Linked DNA regions of Mus musculus: region 2 is linked to region 1. A link is a loop called in an ENCODE intact Hi-C map of the cell type or tissue named here. Cell type or tissue: heart. All regions are shown on one strand.

Region 1 (8,000 bases):
ACGAAACTCAAAATAATTTTTGGTCCCAACACTTCAGATAACAGATACTTATCCTATATTTTTCTTTGAAGACTCCTAAGACTCTATAGAAAAGGAAAAGTTGGGCTGGAGAGAGCTTGGTGCATCAAGGTGCTTGCTTCCAAGCCTAATGGCCTGAGTTCTATCTCAGAACCCACATGGTAAAAAAGAGCTGCACACTGTCCTGTCTCGCTGTTCTCCTAGAGTTGCTCCTTGTTTCACAATGCGATCCTCCTGCACAATAACCATACAACTACCGCATGACCACAAATAATGGCTTTCTTTGACGTATTCAGCCTCGGGCATCTTGTTAACTTTTGAGTCTTACAATTACTGACTTTCAAAACAGAAAAGCAGTAAAAACAGAACCCCTAACCAACTATGTACCCGAAATTTACAAATACTAGTATTTTCTTGTTTAATTAACAATTATTTACCTTAGTCTATTTCCAAACCACTTACTTCTATTCTTCTCGAAAGGCTTGCTTGCATACATACCATACAACCTGAACCGTCAGCTCCATTACCATCAATATACATATATATATATATATATATATATATATATATATATATATATGTGTGTGTGTGTGTGTGTGTATAAACATATATATATTTTTTAGTCTTCCTCATGAGGCATTTTTGAAGAGTACAGGCTACTTGTTTTATACAATCATTGTTTTATACAATAATTCAGTTAATCTTGATGTTTTCTTACAAGTCTAGGTATGAACTTTGGGACAGGAATGACAGCATTACCAATGCATGGTTAAGGTGTTAACCAAATATCCCCACTGAAAAGTACTGATTTTTCCCATTCTCCTTAGTATTTTGTGGGTTTTAACTATGGAAGCATCTTGTTTATGACTCAACTTTCATCCTGGTTTTACTGCCCGTACTTAACTGAAACATTTCTTTAATAGTTCTCAAGAGATTTTTCTAATTCCTCAAGCCTTAGAAATTTAGCAGTTTAAATTCCCCTACAACAGTAACTAGTCGGGTTGGAGAGATAAGAGTACCAACTGCTCTTCCAGAGGACCTGAGTTCAATTCCCAGCAACCATATGGTGACTCACAACCATCTGTAATAGGATCGGATTCCCTCTTCTGGTGTGTCTGAAGATAGAGACAGTGTACTCATGTACATAAAATAAGTAATTTTTTTTTTTTTAAAAGTTACTTGTCCCACAAACAGCAGATACTTACTTAAATATGGGTTCGTATTTTATTGTGCAGACTACAACCTGTTCTGAAATACCCAAGTATTCCTTGTCACCAATTTTACATTAATCCTATGTTCTCCTGGAACGTTTCCAACATTCTCTGGCTACTCCCTTACTTCCCAGCACTGTAGATTATTCTAAATCCATCTCCTAGCTCACTTACTCCTGCCTAGAATCAGTCATCCTGTTCTTTCTAGTGAAGATTTGAAGCCAAGGTCTTGATGCAAGATAGTTTAGTACCAATTCTAAAGCAAAATATGAAATGTAAACACCCTCTTTGAAACAAGGTCTCGAAATGTATACCTGCAAGGCTCAAACTTACAAGCTTATAAAGTAGGAACTTTAGCAAGTATATATCCAGACTGCCTGCCCTAGGACTCAATACTTTGGCTAAGCTGGCCTCAAACCTTTGGCAATCCTGCCTCAGCTTCCCAAGTAACATAAGCTACCACATCTGGCTAAAAATCATCTGTATGTATAAAAGTATTTTTAAAGAGAACCAAAAACTATGTTTAATGCCAAGTTCCTTTTGGAACTTCACCCATCTCAGAAAGCTTTCTTTTCTAACATTCAATATTATACTTTTTCTGCAGCCTTACCAAAGAGAAAAGGCTAAGCAATTTCAGAACATTATCTGATCTTAGGCCCTTCATTTTTAACTAAAAACATTTGAGACAGAAGAGATCACTTTAGGAGTACTTGGTCTTTCAGAGGACTTGGGTTCAAGTCCTAGAACTGCAGCATGCATAGCTCATAACTAACCCCAGTTTCAAGGGTTCTTATGCCCTCTTCTGGGGCTGGGCAGTGGGCACACGCCTTTAATCCCAGCACTTGGGAGGCAGAGGCAGACGGATTTCTGAGTTCAAGGCCAGCCTGGTCTACAGAGTGAGTTCCAGGACAAGCCAGGGCTATATAAAGAAACCCTGCCTCCAACCAGACCAGAGTTGTTGTCTAACCTACACACAAGTAACTGGAGGAGGTGGGGAGGGGGTACTGGATAGGTGGACTCCACTCTTTATTTATTTATAACCTCTGGAGTGTGCAGACCCAACATTTTCTAAACAACTTCCCACGTAATTTTCAGCACAGCTGTTTTATGATGATTGCCCGTCTCTTCTGACACAGACAACTCCCATGTAAGACACTCTGGAAAGAACAGTGGCCAATTCGTGTACAAGGCCCAGTACGGCACCTTAGTTTTATTCTGCAAACTGTAGAACAACAACAATGAAAATCGGAGGCAGGGCATTGAGACAACAGGAACAGCATACACTAAAAACAAATATTAAACCTGGCTGGTATGGTTTTTAGTTCCCACAGGCTGAGGCAAGATTGCTAGGAGCTCAATGCCGGCCTGAACTACACACAAACTTGTGCCAAACTAATCAAACTTGAAACAAACCTGTCTCAAAAGAAAAACTATCGTTCTTTGGCAAGAGGAGAGCAGATAAACTATGCAGAAACAAGGAGACTTACAGGTTACCATTCTTCAGGAGAAAATCTCTACCTCTGTTTTTTTTCTAATCTTCAGTTTACATATCACCAATATTTCAGGTCAGTAAGTGTATTTCAGTAGCCAGGGTTTCACAAACCTTTAATCCCAGTACTGGGCCAATGGAAGGCAAGCCTTGACCACAAAGGAGTTCCAAGTCAGCCTGGACATATATGGCTCAAATAAAAAGTTCGGGTAGGGAGTGCTGGAATCAGATGCAATGCTAGCAAAAGGGAGGCTGGAAGAGAGCTGGAGGTCAGGATTATTGCAAGCCTCTGTCTCGAAAAAGAACAAATAACGGTAACATTAAACAAAAATTCCATCCCAGTGTGGTGGTGGGCACTCTAAATCCAGCCCATTCGATTCTGAGGCAGGTAGATCTGTGTTTGAGGCCAACCTAGTCTACACACCAAGCTCAGGCCAGCCAGGGATAAAGGGTGAGGTTCTGCCTCAAAATACATAAAATAATCTTCAGGTTTAAGAAATAAGATAAAATAAAATAAAATAAATCACGTTGGAAGCCAGTTCTAGTATGTGCCTTCAACGTGCCAGCACTGAGAGGGCAGAAGCAAGCTGATCTGAGTTCGAGGCCAGCTTGGTTCAAATAACGACGAGTTCCAGGCCAGCCAAGCGCTACACAGTGAGACTCGTCCCAAAACAACAAAGACAAGTCCCGCTGGGAAGTGACCCTGCATCCTCGGAAGCATTCCCTGAGATTTCCAGCTCTGGGGCGCCGGCCGCCCTTTTCCAGGTCCCGGTCCTCGGACGCCCAAGCCCAGCAGGCGGTCCCTCCCCGCCCTCGGCGAGCAGCCCGCGACCCCCGTCGCTTACTAGGCCTCGGACTTGAAGGACGTGGGAGGCTGGCGCGGCCACCCTTGGTCGTTCTCTGGCAGCTCGAAGTAGGCGCTCAGGGCTTTCTGAAAAGCAAAGGCACAAGGCTGCAGGGCGCGCCCCGCCTCCCGGGGGAGAGCGGCGGAAGCGAGAGACGCGAACTGACCTGCGTCTGCCAGTCGTTCTCCCGCAGGACGCTGGGGACCATCGTGGGGTCGCATCCCCCCACCAACGCAAAGCCCAGGCACTGAAGCCGCCGCCTCTTCACCCGGTCCTCCTCCGCCTGTGCTGCTTCGGGCGCCGACGCCGCCCGCCCTGCCGGCCCTGCGGGCTCCGCCGCATCGGAACTGCTGCCAGACGCCATCGCCGCAGGGTCCCCTCAAAACACCCGCTCTTCACGCTGCTTCCCGCGCGACTGATCGCGAACGCCGGAACCTGCGCAGGCGCGCAGCGTGCAAGCGCGTCCGCGTCAACCTTCCGGCAAGAAGACCGCCCTCTCTGGTCCCCGTCCGCGGCCAGCGAGGCGCAGATGGGGAGGGGGAGGGGGAGGGGAGGGGAAGGAGGGGCCGAGGAGGCCTGAAGGTTGCGCGTGCGCGCTGGGGCGCTAAAGAGTGAAGGTAACCCGTGATCATCTAGGACCAGGGCGACCGGGGCGCGCGATCCTTTCTCCCGAGCACGACGCGACAGCGGCCGGGCTTGCAGACTTGACCTTCCACACCCTTGTCCTCTCACAAACGTCTCTTCCAGAGTTCATTCTCGCAGAGCCCAGACTCTTGCTTTGCGTCCACGATGAGCAGCATGACCCAGAACCTACGAGAAGTAATGAAGGTTATGTTCAAAGTTCCCGGTTTTGATAGAGTTTTGGAAAAGGTATATTTATTGTAGGCGAAGTATCTGGTGAAGGGGACGAACCTAGTAAAACACCTTAGTGGCCTCGCAAACGCAGGGGAAGTGCGTGGCGTGGATTCTCATCGAAACGTAAATAAGCATGTTTGGTTTTTTGTTTTTTGTTTTTTTTTTAACCAGCAAACTGTTGGAGTGTGTGGAGAAAAAATGTCAGCGTACCATTTAAGGGACGCTGGAGCCTGCAGGGCTAGTATATAGGAATTGTTTCTTAAGAGTCAAGGAGGTTTGAGGTACGGAAGTGAATGCGAGAACCACCTGTACGTGTGTTGTATTTCTTGCTTTTGAGACTAGGTCTTTGTAACTAGGTCTATGTAACTATGTAACGTTTGTTGGCTGAGAACCCTTGTAGTCCAGGCTGGCCTGGGAGTCTACAGAGTTAACCAGGACCAGTGCCTGCACCCTGCCATTCCACATGAACTAACGTAGACTACTGTTTTCCAGACTTTATAGACATTGTGTTCTATAGGAAGCAATCCTTAATAAATATCCGTAGCAGAAGTCCAGTGCGTGGTATTGTCAGAGTAGAAAGACACTTAACCTTAGAACTTGCTGCAGACTTTTTAATAAATGTTTTAATGCACGCATGTCTATTTTTCTGATTAAGAAAAAATACTTGGAAATTTAAAAAGAATTTGGGCATGAAATATAAATTTTGGTCAACAACAGGCATTTGAAATCTTTTTCCTGAACACGCCCCCTCTTAGAATTTTTTAACTATGTTCATAAAGTGTCAAAAAAATAGGAAATAACCCTTAGGTAAATATATTTAATGTTTTCCAATAGGAAATATTTCAAAACTAAGGACAGCATTTGACAGTGACTTTTAGAAAGATAATATTACCTAAAAAGAATTTTAATGATTTAAGAGGAAATTTTAATTCTTTAAAAACAACCAAAAACAACTTTATGAGGACTGGGATGTAGTTAATCCAAGCTTGCAGGTGGGAGCCCGTCATTGACAGGGTTGCAGGTGGGCACCTGTCGTTGACAGGGTTCCATAGCCACTTCTCCGTAAGCTTTCCTCACCCTCCTGGGTATTAGAATATTTTGTAACGTATTTATTTGGTTTTATTTATTTATTTATTTTCTATTATTTATTTAAGTTCTATCCAGAACTTGACATGTAGACCAGGTCATCCTGGATCTCACAGAGATTGATCAGCCTCTGCTACTTGAGTATTGGGATGAATAGTATGTGCCACAGCATCTGACTGTTTTTTTGTGAGGTAATTTTGACATTGGTTTGATTGCCTTTGAGTAACTAATTAAAATTCTCATACCTACGTTCAGCTTGGTACCTGCCTGTAATTCCAGGCTAAGGGAGGCTGATGCAGGCTAGCTTGTAAGCTAGTTACATAAACAAATCCCTCAAAAAAAAAAAAAAGTGATTTTTTTTTTAAAACACTTAATAGTTGAAAATTAGCATAAATCTCACATTTGTAGTATGGCTAGCCACACTGCACAAGTTTATTATTTATAGGTAGCAGCTAGTGGCTGTTAAACTACATGGGGTCGATAATATAATAATAGTTATTGTGTGATTGATAACTTATGACAGACAGATAAGAGGTTGTTTTGGTTTTTTTTTTCTTTTTTTTTCTTTTTTTTTTTATTACGTATTTTCTTCAATTACATTTCCAATGCTATCCCAAAAGTCCCCCCCCCACACACACACAAGAGGTTGTTTTATGTGGGATGAGAAGCTAAGACTAAAGTATATATTTTTGTATAATGGCATGTATATGTGTATGTGTGGGTTTTGTGATTTCCTTTTTTTTTTTTTTTTTTTTTGTTTTGTTTTTCGAGACAGGGTTTCTCTGTATAGCCCTGGCTGTCCTGGAACTCACTCTGTAGACCAGGCTGGCCTCGAACTCAGAAATCCTCCTGCCTCTGCCTCCCGAGTGCTGGGATTAAAGGCATGCGCCACCACCGCCCGGCTGTTTTGTTTTTTGAGACAGGATCCTGACTGGTCTGAAACTTGTATTGACTTTCCATGCCTCTGTCTCCCGAGTGCTGGTATTACTCATGTGGTGTATTCTGTCACCAATGATTCATAAAAGATTGCTATACTTGCTAATTCTGCAAGGACTTCAACATCCTGGTCGAGTCTCATTTTCATAAGACAATACAAAACACCTAACTCTTCACTTTCCAATTTTTTGTGCTCATGTGGCTCGGCTGGTAGAATGCTTGCCTGGCACGCACAAACCCCTGGTTTCCATCTCTAGCATCACAGAAAAGCAGATGTGGTAACACGCACCTGTAATGTAACCAGCAACATTCAGGGAAGGAGACAGATCAGAAGTTCAAAATCATCCTCAAGTTCATACCTAGTTCAAGGCCAACCTGAATTATATAAGAGACATTGTCTCAAAAGAAAAAGAAAAAAGAAATTATGTCTGCATGATACATGTTTTCCTACAGTGTAACTTTCCCTGGGGAGAAATGAACTAACATCTGTTCACCCCAGGTAGGGTAGCAACAGTAAGCCTGCTAACACAGTGACCTCGTGAGTGTTTTAGAGTACACAGCACTCGGAGGCAGCTGCATCACTGAAAAGCCCACCCCTCCACGAGTGGGAACTCAGTATTGCTGCATCTCTGAAGCGCCCTACTTGCAGAGGCAGGCCAGCTAGCAGGAAACTGTCGTCCCTCCATGCTTGCAAATTTGGTTTGCTTCCAAAAGGGAATCTTTCAAATTGTCTTATTGGCAATTTGAATTATTATTGGGCAGCCTTGGAAATCCAGTCACGAGGGCACACAGTTTGCACCTCATGTTAGGAGAACTCAGGCACACTACCACATCCTGGTGAGTGAACCTGAGCTTTAGAATGCATTCAAGCCAGAGCCTGCAAAAGAGCTTCCAGCCAGCTGCAGGACAGAACTCCGAGGCCCTGCTTTCTTTTTAGAAAGATTGTTCCATTTTGTAGATACACTATACTTTATTCAAATGCCCTCTTTATAGGAACACTTGAATATAAAGAATACTGGAATACACTTAAGTGCTTGTTTATAACTTTCAAGGTTCTGCAAGGAAGGCAGGAGACCTCGTAAGGGCCAGCAGTGCCTCCCTAGATTCCTGCCACAGGCTTGGGTATTTATTTTCACCAGCCTTCTCTGGCTGCCTCCTTTGGAGTCCTATCCAAAGACACATTTACAGTAATTCATAGATTCTAGTTGGCCTTTTCAATTCTAGAATTGAGCACTACTTATATAAAGCTGCACATTTTTTGAGAATTTTTTTTGTATGTTGATTATTCTTTGAGAACTTCAAATGGAATGTATTTGAATGGACTCACTCCGTAGTCCTCTCAGATGCACTCGCTGCTGCCTCCCAGTGTGATGTCCTCCTTTTGCTTTTTGTTTTATTTTGTTTTGGATCGGTTTTATCAATTCAGAGTTTTTCTGTGTAACAGCCCCTAGTATCCTGGAACTCACTTTGTAGATCAGGCCTGCCACAAACTCACAGAGATCTGCCTGCCCCCGACTCCCGCATGTTAGGATTAAAGGCTTCTGCTACCGGGCCTGGCTG
Region 2 (8,000 bases), 74 kb after region 1:
CATTGGTGAGGTCGGTTTTGGCGCGCTCTGGTGTTCGCTCTTCCTATTGGCTGGCGCGCGCCGCGTTGGGCGGGGCCGGCGCGCCCGGGGAAGTTTGCTGCCTCGGAGTCCGGGCTGATTGCACGGCTAGGGGTTGAACTGGGTGTAGATCCCTCCCGCCTGCTCACCAACTGCAGCAAACGCTACTCCTGGGACAAGGGCATTGAGTCCTGCGTCTGCTCTCCCAGTGGTGCCGCTGTAGGTGATAGTAGGTTCTCCGACACTGTCTCTGTGCTCACGACTCACTAATGATAGCGGGATCTTGGCCCACTGCCTTCGTTATCCAAGTCTGGGCCTGGTGTCAGTGCTCAGTCTCCTGCACCCAGGAGGTTGAGGCAGGAGGTACAGGAGTTCAAGGTCAGCTTTGCCCACTTAGCCATTTAAAAAGAAAAGAGAAATACATCAAAGCCCCTGCGAATAGGTTTCCGATCGGGTTTTTTGTTTGTTTGTTTGTTTGTTTGTTTGTTTTTCCGAGACAGAGGGTTTCTCTGTGTAGCCCTGGCCTGGAACTCACTCTGTAAACCAGGCTGGCCTTGAACTCATGAATCCGCCTGCCTCTGCCTCCCAAGTGCTAGGATTAAAGGCGTGTGCCACCGCTGCCCAATTTTTGTTTTGTTTTGTTTTGTTTTGTTTTTGGCGATCGGGTTTTATTAACTTGAAATAGAATAGGAAATAACAGAACACCACTCTGGCTGGGCTATAAGTTGTTTATATTTGCATACATGGGTGAGTGCCAGGGCACAATGTAAATTTTTAATTACATGTAAGTAAGAGGTGGGGGGTACAGTTTACCGTTCCCCCTAGCCTCCTTTTAAATTCAGCTTGGTCTTGTGTTTGCTACGTAGCTGACTATAACCTTGAATTCTGGTTCTCTGCCCAGCTGCTGGTATTATGGACTTGTGTCTGGTTATGCAGTACCAGGAACTGAGCTGAGCCTTTGTGCATGCTTGTTATGCACAGTACTCACTGAGCTCGACATCTTGGTTGGAGCCAAAAGATCTTGGGTTTTGTTTTTGTTTTTGAGACAGGCTCTTGGCTGCGTAGCCTAGGCTCCCATAGGCTCCTATCTCCACCGTGTTCCAGGATTGCAGTCATGTGCATGATGCTGTTCTTTAGGGTGAATGGGCCCAAGTGTCTGTTTGGCTTTTCCCAGTGCCCTTTTCTCAGGTCTTTTTGAGATCTCTGTAGTTTGTACAGGACACTGTGCCATTGTTACAGATAGTGGTTCTACCATAAAGTAGTAAGATTTTTGTGGTATAAATAATTTTCTAAAAAAAAAATCTAGATTCCACATTCAGATATAAATACTGAAATCACCTTTTCTTCTTGTGCTTTGCCAGCTGAAAAATGAATCTCAGTATGAAGCAGAAGCAGGAGGGAGCCCAAGAGAATGTGAAGGTATGTAATGGAGCCACTTCAGTGTGCTTGAATTTGTTTTAATTAAGAGGTGAAGTTTTGTTGTGTTGCCCAGGCTGGCCCCAAACCCCGGGGGCTGAGATTTCCTCCAGTGCCAGAGTGAACGGAGTATACGCTTGTATATAGTTTTAGGAAGAGGGTTAAGATTTAAATATGAGTGAAACTTGGAGTCTAGAAGTCTGCTCTTCTGTGCACTGTGTGTTTAGAGAAAAGGATATAGTAGTATACATTCCGTGGGCTATCGTTCAGAAAGCTTACATCTATGAAGTGGAAGTCGTGGAAGTGTTGTGTGTGAACGTGAGCATGACAGCAGGTGGGTTGGCTTCTTTGACCATGATCAACATCAAGCACTTAGTTGTATTTTCTTCTGTTTGGAGACTTGATTAATCTGGCACCTACATTGTATCTGAGATGTCGTGATAATATTTGTTCTCGTGGTGGCTGGCATTGGTCCCTCCGTTGCACAGCGAGATAAGCAACACTAGAGGCTACCGTGGGAAAGGTGGACGCAGCCGTGTGAAGCACAGTAACTTTCTCACGCAGGTGTGGTGTCATGTTCTTGCTAACCTTGCTTGAGTGTTTACCATTGTTTGCTGTCCCATGGTGGCAGTATAACTAATGATTTTCTTTCCCAAATAAAACTTTCAAATCGGGAACACTACAGGGGCTATTTGCATATCATAAAGAAGGCAACTTTTTGTTTTTAAAATAATAGCTTGGGCATTTTAGAAGGCTTTTGTTGTTTGTTTTTGGAAGGGCTTGTTTTGAGGCAAGGTCTTACTAGTAGCCGTGGCTATCCTGAAATTCATAGAAATTCTCCTATCTCTGCCTTCCAAGTGGCAGGATTAAAGGTTTATGCCACCAAGTCTGGCTTGTTTTTGTTATTGGTGTTTATTTTTTGATATAGGTTCTCAGTAAGTGGCCCTGGTTACTGTGCCACTCACTGTGATGTAGACATCTGGCTGGCCTTGAACTCAAGAGAGCTTCTCCTGCCTGCCTCCCAACCTACCCAGTGCTGGGATTACAGGTTTGTGCTACCAGCCTGGACCAGAGTATTTAATTTGCCTAAAGCACTGACATTCTATCAATGTCCTAATGAATGGACTTGTAGCAAAACTGCTTCTACTGTCAGGGGATAGCTGAGGGGCTACCATTATCCACACATGCATTTGTTCCCACTTACAATTCCACCTACAATGTATTGCTAAAAGTTACATTCCTTGTGTCAGGCACGGTGACACACCCGTTAGTCCCAGCAAGAAGGTATAAGCAGGTGGATCTCTGTGAGTTTAAGGCCAGCCTGATCTACATAGTAAGTTCTAGGATAGCCACAGCTACACAGAGAAACCCGGTCTCAGAAAAACCAAAACAACAACAAACCCACCATGAGCAGAAACAAACAGGATGAGAGTTTATTTCAGGTTCTAGCTCTTGAGTCACTGTCTGACCCTTGAGAGAGGGCAGAACAGGAATTCAAGGCAGGAACTGAAGCATAGGCCATGCAGGAACGCTCCTTACTTACTGGCTTCTCCCCTAACCCCTCACCTCTAGCCAACTCTTAACCCCAGGGATAGCATGGCAACAGCTGAGCCCTTCACATCGACAATCAATCAAGAAAATGTGCTTCCTCCCCGCCCCCCACTTGTCTATAGGCCATTGTGATAATAGCATTTCAACAGCTGAGCTTCCCTTTTCCCAGATACGGTCGTTTTTTTTTTGTTTTTGTTTTGTTTTGTTTTGCTTTTGTTTTTGTTTTTTGGTAAAAATTAACCAGCAGGTTTTCACAAATGTCCATTATTGTTTGGGAATATTTAGAGTTCTGAAATGAGATGAATCTTTTTTATTAGAGAGTATTTTGTGGTTTAACTTACTCTTCTCTCAGTGTTTACCTCTTGTAAGTAGAGTGTTTATAAATTCCAAATTTGGAAGAATCTTTTTTTTTTTTAATCTTTTTTCTCGAGACAGGGTTTCTCTGTGTAGCCCTGGCTGTCCTGGAGCTCACTTTGTAGACCAGGCTGGCCTCGAACTCAGAAATCCACCTGCCTCTGCCTCCTGAGTGCTGGGATTAAAGGCTCGCGCCACCGCTGCCCGGCTAGTGTTTGGACAATCAATGCCAACACAGGAAGTATGTCACGTGTGTTTTGCCTGAGATAAGTAAGTTGACTGTGAGTACAGTGAGAATATGTGTGAGAATGAGGGAAGTTATGTGTATCTGGTTGGATGGTAGGGCCCATTAACGATCTTTTCAAGCTTTAGTATTCTCTTGGGAGATGAGTCTGCTGGTTGATGAAGCCAATATCTGGTTTGGATACAGCACTGTGAGACTTTATGTATATAGCAGGCCAAATTTTGTGTTCTTAGTGATTTTTTTTTTCCTTTCAAATTCTAGTAAGACTAAGTCTAATATGTAAAAACTCAGAAAGTAATCCTACAGCTGTAACCAGATAATGAATCATCTTGACTTTTAGAATAGTCCTGTCCCAAGGAGAACGCTGAAGATGATCCAGCCTTCTGCAGATGGATCTCTTGTTGGCAGAGAAAATGAGGTATGTGTACAGGGCTAGGATGGGTGGACCGTGGGCCAGTCAGCACTAGACATTTCCCCGACTTTCTTAAAAACAAACCTTTTCTTTCTTCCTTTTTCTCTTTCTTTCTCTTTTTCTCTCTCTTTTTTTAAGATTCATTTATTCATTATATATAAGTATACTGTAGCTGTCAGAAGGTATCAGGTCTCATTACAGATGGTTGTGAGCCACCATGTGGTTGCTGGGATTTGAACTCAGGACCTCTGGAAGAGCAGCCAGTGCTTTTAACTGCTGAGCCATCTCTCCACCCCCTAATCTTTTCTTTATTGTAGCTAAGCTGTAGTTCTAACCAAAATAATTGCAAATAAGATTCCTAAAATAATATTATACATTCTGGTAACTTTTTTTTTTTTTAAATTACATTTCTGGGCTGAAGAGGACCTGAGTTCAGTTCCCAGTGGGCAGCTCAACTGCCTGTCGCTTTTCCTTAAAGGGATGGGACACCCTTTTCTGGCCAAGAACTGCATGTAAATGTATAAACTAACACAGAGATATAAAAACGTAATTACAATAAAATCTAAAAAAATACAGCTATTTTGTATCTGCACATACCTGTGTAGGTATATATATGTTTGCATGGTCTTTAAAGCCCATAAGTACTACAGTCCCCAACTGAAGTCAGAGGAGCTTTCGGGACTCTGCTTCCTTCACTGTGTGGGTCCCCTGGATAGAATGCAGGTTGTTAGTCTTGGTGGCAAGTACCATTAACCAATGAACTAACTCACCAGCCCTATTTTGGTGGTTTTGAATTATATAACTTTTAAAATGGATTCTTAACTACATAAGTAAATAATGTAGCTTTCTTGTTCATCAAATCACAGTTGCCAAAAGGCTTGTTCAAAAGGAAGCTTTGGGATGACCAGCTAGCATCTCAGACTTCAAGCTGTGGTCCAGAAGCTAATGAAAATAAGGATGTTGGAGACCTCACCCAGGAAGCCTTTGATCTTATAAGTAAAGGTATGCAAAAAAAAAAAAAAAAACCAACATAAGTCTTGCCTTGAAAGGTTAAATTATGGTGTCTTACTTGGTGGGGTTGCTGTTTGATAATTTAAAATTTTGTGTTGTAAATATGAAAATACTCTAAATTTGGACGCATGGGACAGACCATTTGTTTGGCAAGACCCCAGTGTGGGTGAAATATTAAAGAACAGGACAGTGACTGAGTTGGCGTCTCAGTAAGTTGCATTGGGATCTTTAAGACCCAGAAATGGGCTTTTCAGAAAAGTGTTAATGGAGAATGGATTTGAATATTCCAAGAGAACACTAAGTAATGGGACCGGGGGAACATCACTGGAGAAAGGGGTTGAAGGTAAATGAGAAATACACCTTTTTTTCTCCTTCCTTTCTTCCTTTTTATTTTTTTGTATTTTTCTTGAGACACCGGGTTCCTCTGTGTAGTCCGGGCTATTTTAGAACTCATTCTGAAGAAAAGGCTGGCCTCCAAATGAGAGATCTGCCTGCCTCTGCTCCCCGAGTGCTAGGATCAAAGGTGTGTGCCACCACTGCCTGCCGAAACACTTTTAAAAAGTGGTAGTATTTAATGGAGGAGTAGAAGAAATCTGAAGAGGAAACTGATGATGTTTTAGAAACATTGTGGTTGGGCTTTTCTTTTTTTGTGAGACACTGCAGCCTGGACTGTCCTAGAACTCAGTGTAGCCCCGGTCTGGCTTTGAATTTTTGCCTCAGCCTCTTCAGTGACAATCTTGAGCTGCCACACCTGGCTCATCAGTGAGACGACTTTTTTTTTCTTCTGTATTGGTCAGTGGCCGTGAGAAATTTAAGCATAGGCTTGTTCAAGGACACAGGAACAGGTAGGTTTGATCTTAGTTACTTGGGATGTTGTAAGGAAGTTTAGAAGCAGAAAGTACTTCGATAGGGCAAAGTTAGAAACAGTTGGGCAGCCGGGCAGTGGTGGTACACGCCTTGAATCCCAGCACTTAGGAGGCAGAGGCAGGCAGATTTCTGAGTTCAAGGCCAGCCTGGTCTACAGAATGAGTTTCAGGACAGCCAGGGCTACACAGAAACCCTATCTTGAAAAAAACCAAAAAAACAAACAAACAAACAAACAAAAAAAACCCCAAAACCAAGAAACAGTTGGGCAACTGGATAGATCCACAACAGCTTTTTCATGAGACAGAACAGAACTTAAATGTTTGTACTCGTAATGTAGGTTAAAATCTGTCAAGGGTTAGCTCCATACTCGGCAAAAACATGGCTCACATAATCATCAGTGATCATGCACTGTCCTAGTATTGAAAGTACCAGCACACCTCTGACTTCAGAATTCCAGTGGGATGTATCAGTAGAAGTAAGAGGCTTGCGCAGAGTGCCTGAGTTTTGTGGAATCTGTTGGTAGTGCATTAGTGTACTCTTGAAAAGAAAAATGTTGTGTATGCTTTGGAATGGAGCAATGAGTGATGTGTTTGTTGGGAGGCAGGTCCGTACTAGGGTGAATGGGAAAACCATGTGTGGAATGAAGAAGGGAAGGGTGAACTCTTGTACTGGAGTTGGGAGAACTAGTATGAATGGATAGTTAAAAGCCCTCTACTGAAAGCAGGAAGCACACCAGAGAGCCAGTTCTTGGTTTTTAAACTCTGCTCTGCACGGATGCTCTTAAGGAAGTGGCTGATTCCAGGAGAGCAGGGCACTGGGTAGTGATCCCCAAGTTTCTTATATCAGAGTAAGGGAACATGGTGGACCTGTTTAAGAAACAGATTCACATTGATTAAACGGGTGAAAACGTCACCGTCAAAATGAGCAGTGCTGTCACGCACCTGTAATACATGTTTTCCAAGGTGAAGGTAGGGTCATCTCACAGCCATTCTCAGCTGTTCATGAAGTTCCAGGCTAACCTGGGATACATGTCTCAAAGGACAGACAGACAGACAGACAGAATTAGTCTTAGTACATTGAATGGGAAGGAACATATGAATCTGTAGTGATAATAGAAAACTGAAAAGGGAGAATTCATTTCAAAGTCAGCTGCTGTGGTGAGTTACAGATGATTTAGGCAAGAATCATAGTAGTGTTAAAATTGGTTGGGGAATAGATTAACAAACTCAAGTTTTACTCCCTAGATCTCTTACTAATTACCAAGAAAAACAATCTTTACCAGGGAGAAACTTGGTTTATGGCATCTTAATCAACTTGGTGAAATTTTATATTCAGTTTTGTGACTTTGCTGTGGACTTCCTGATGATTCACTGAGAACACAGCGCATGTGTGCAATATTCTAGCCACAGATGTTGAGCTTGAAACAAATTCAAAATTAAGAATTATATGCAGATTAACTAGTCTAGACTTTTCAATCTTATATTTGGACTGAGTGGTGGCAGAGTCCCCATAAAGGTTAAATAAAAAGTGAATAAGCACAAAACAGATCTTGTAAAATATTAAGCAATGCACTTATTTTCCTTCTGTTGCAGCTCAGGGATCGAAAACTTTGATGATATTGTGAGAAAATAAAATGAGATTGGGATTTTTGAATAAAAATAAATTATTGCTTTTTTTTTTTTTTTTTTTTTTTTTTAGCAGTAAGGTTGTTTTTGTTTTTATTTTTTGAGACAGTGTTTTTCTGTGTAACCCTGGCTGTGCTGGAGCTCTGTAGACCAGGCTAGCCTCAGGCTCACAGAGATCTTGTTTGCCTCTGACTCCCAAGTACTGGAATTAAAGGTGTGTGCCACCACACCCAGCTAAGTTTTTTTTTTGTTATTTTTGAAACAAGGACTTGTTTTCACTCTAGGTATACTCTGCTACGACCAGGCTTAGAGCACTGATATTTGAAGTTACATAAAACACTAATTTTTTTTTCCCCAGAGAACCCATCTTCTCAGTATTGGAAAGAAGTGGCAGAGCAGCGGAGGAAAGCTCTCTACGAAGCGCTGAAAGAGAATGAGAAAGTAAGCGTTGCTTCGTTCCATTCACGGTTCGCTGGTGCTCTCTCATCAGCGTAGTAAGGAA

Evidence for each region. Peaks named below come from ENCODE experiments on the same cell type or tissue, not always from the same donor. Only the 100,000 strongest peaks of a DNase experiment are listed, where the experiment ranks them.
Region 2: it touches region 1 in a loop (2.3-fold over the local background); 3 of 42 quality-filtered maps call a loop at or near these places.

The regions. Positions count from the first base shown.
Region 1 is chr13:24,827,659-24,835,658 of GRCm38, reverse strand. Acot13 (acyl-CoA thioesterase 13) reads left to right here and starts at 4,170. Exons shown (of 3, transcript NM_025790.2): 1 at 4,170-4,433. The coding sequence starts at 4,353. It overlaps Tdp2 (tyrosyl-DNA phosphodiesterase 2), which reads right to left and starts at 4,000. Exons shown (of 7, transcript NM_019551.2): 1 at 3,730-4,000; 2 at 3,564-3,649. The coding sequence starts at 3,927. In heart, no CTCF peak of the experiment used is centred here; a DNase peak (open chromatin) is centred at 4,058; H3K4me3 peaks cover 3,612 bases; H3K27ac peaks cover 2,241 bases.
Region 2 is chr13:24,753,597-24,761,596 of GRCm38, reverse strand. It overlaps Gmnn (geminin), which reads left to right. Exons shown (of 7, transcript NM_020567.2): 2 at 1,380-1,437; 3 at 3,924-4,001; 4 at 4,862-4,997; 5 at 7,857-7,939. The coding sequence starts at 1,387. Among named protein-coding and RNA genes, the nearest start is that of Gmnn, 4.3 kb to the left of the region's middle. In heart, no CTCF peak of the experiment used is centred here; no DNase peak of the experiment used is centred here; H3K4me3 peaks cover 1,406 bases; H3K27ac peaks cover 1,083 bases.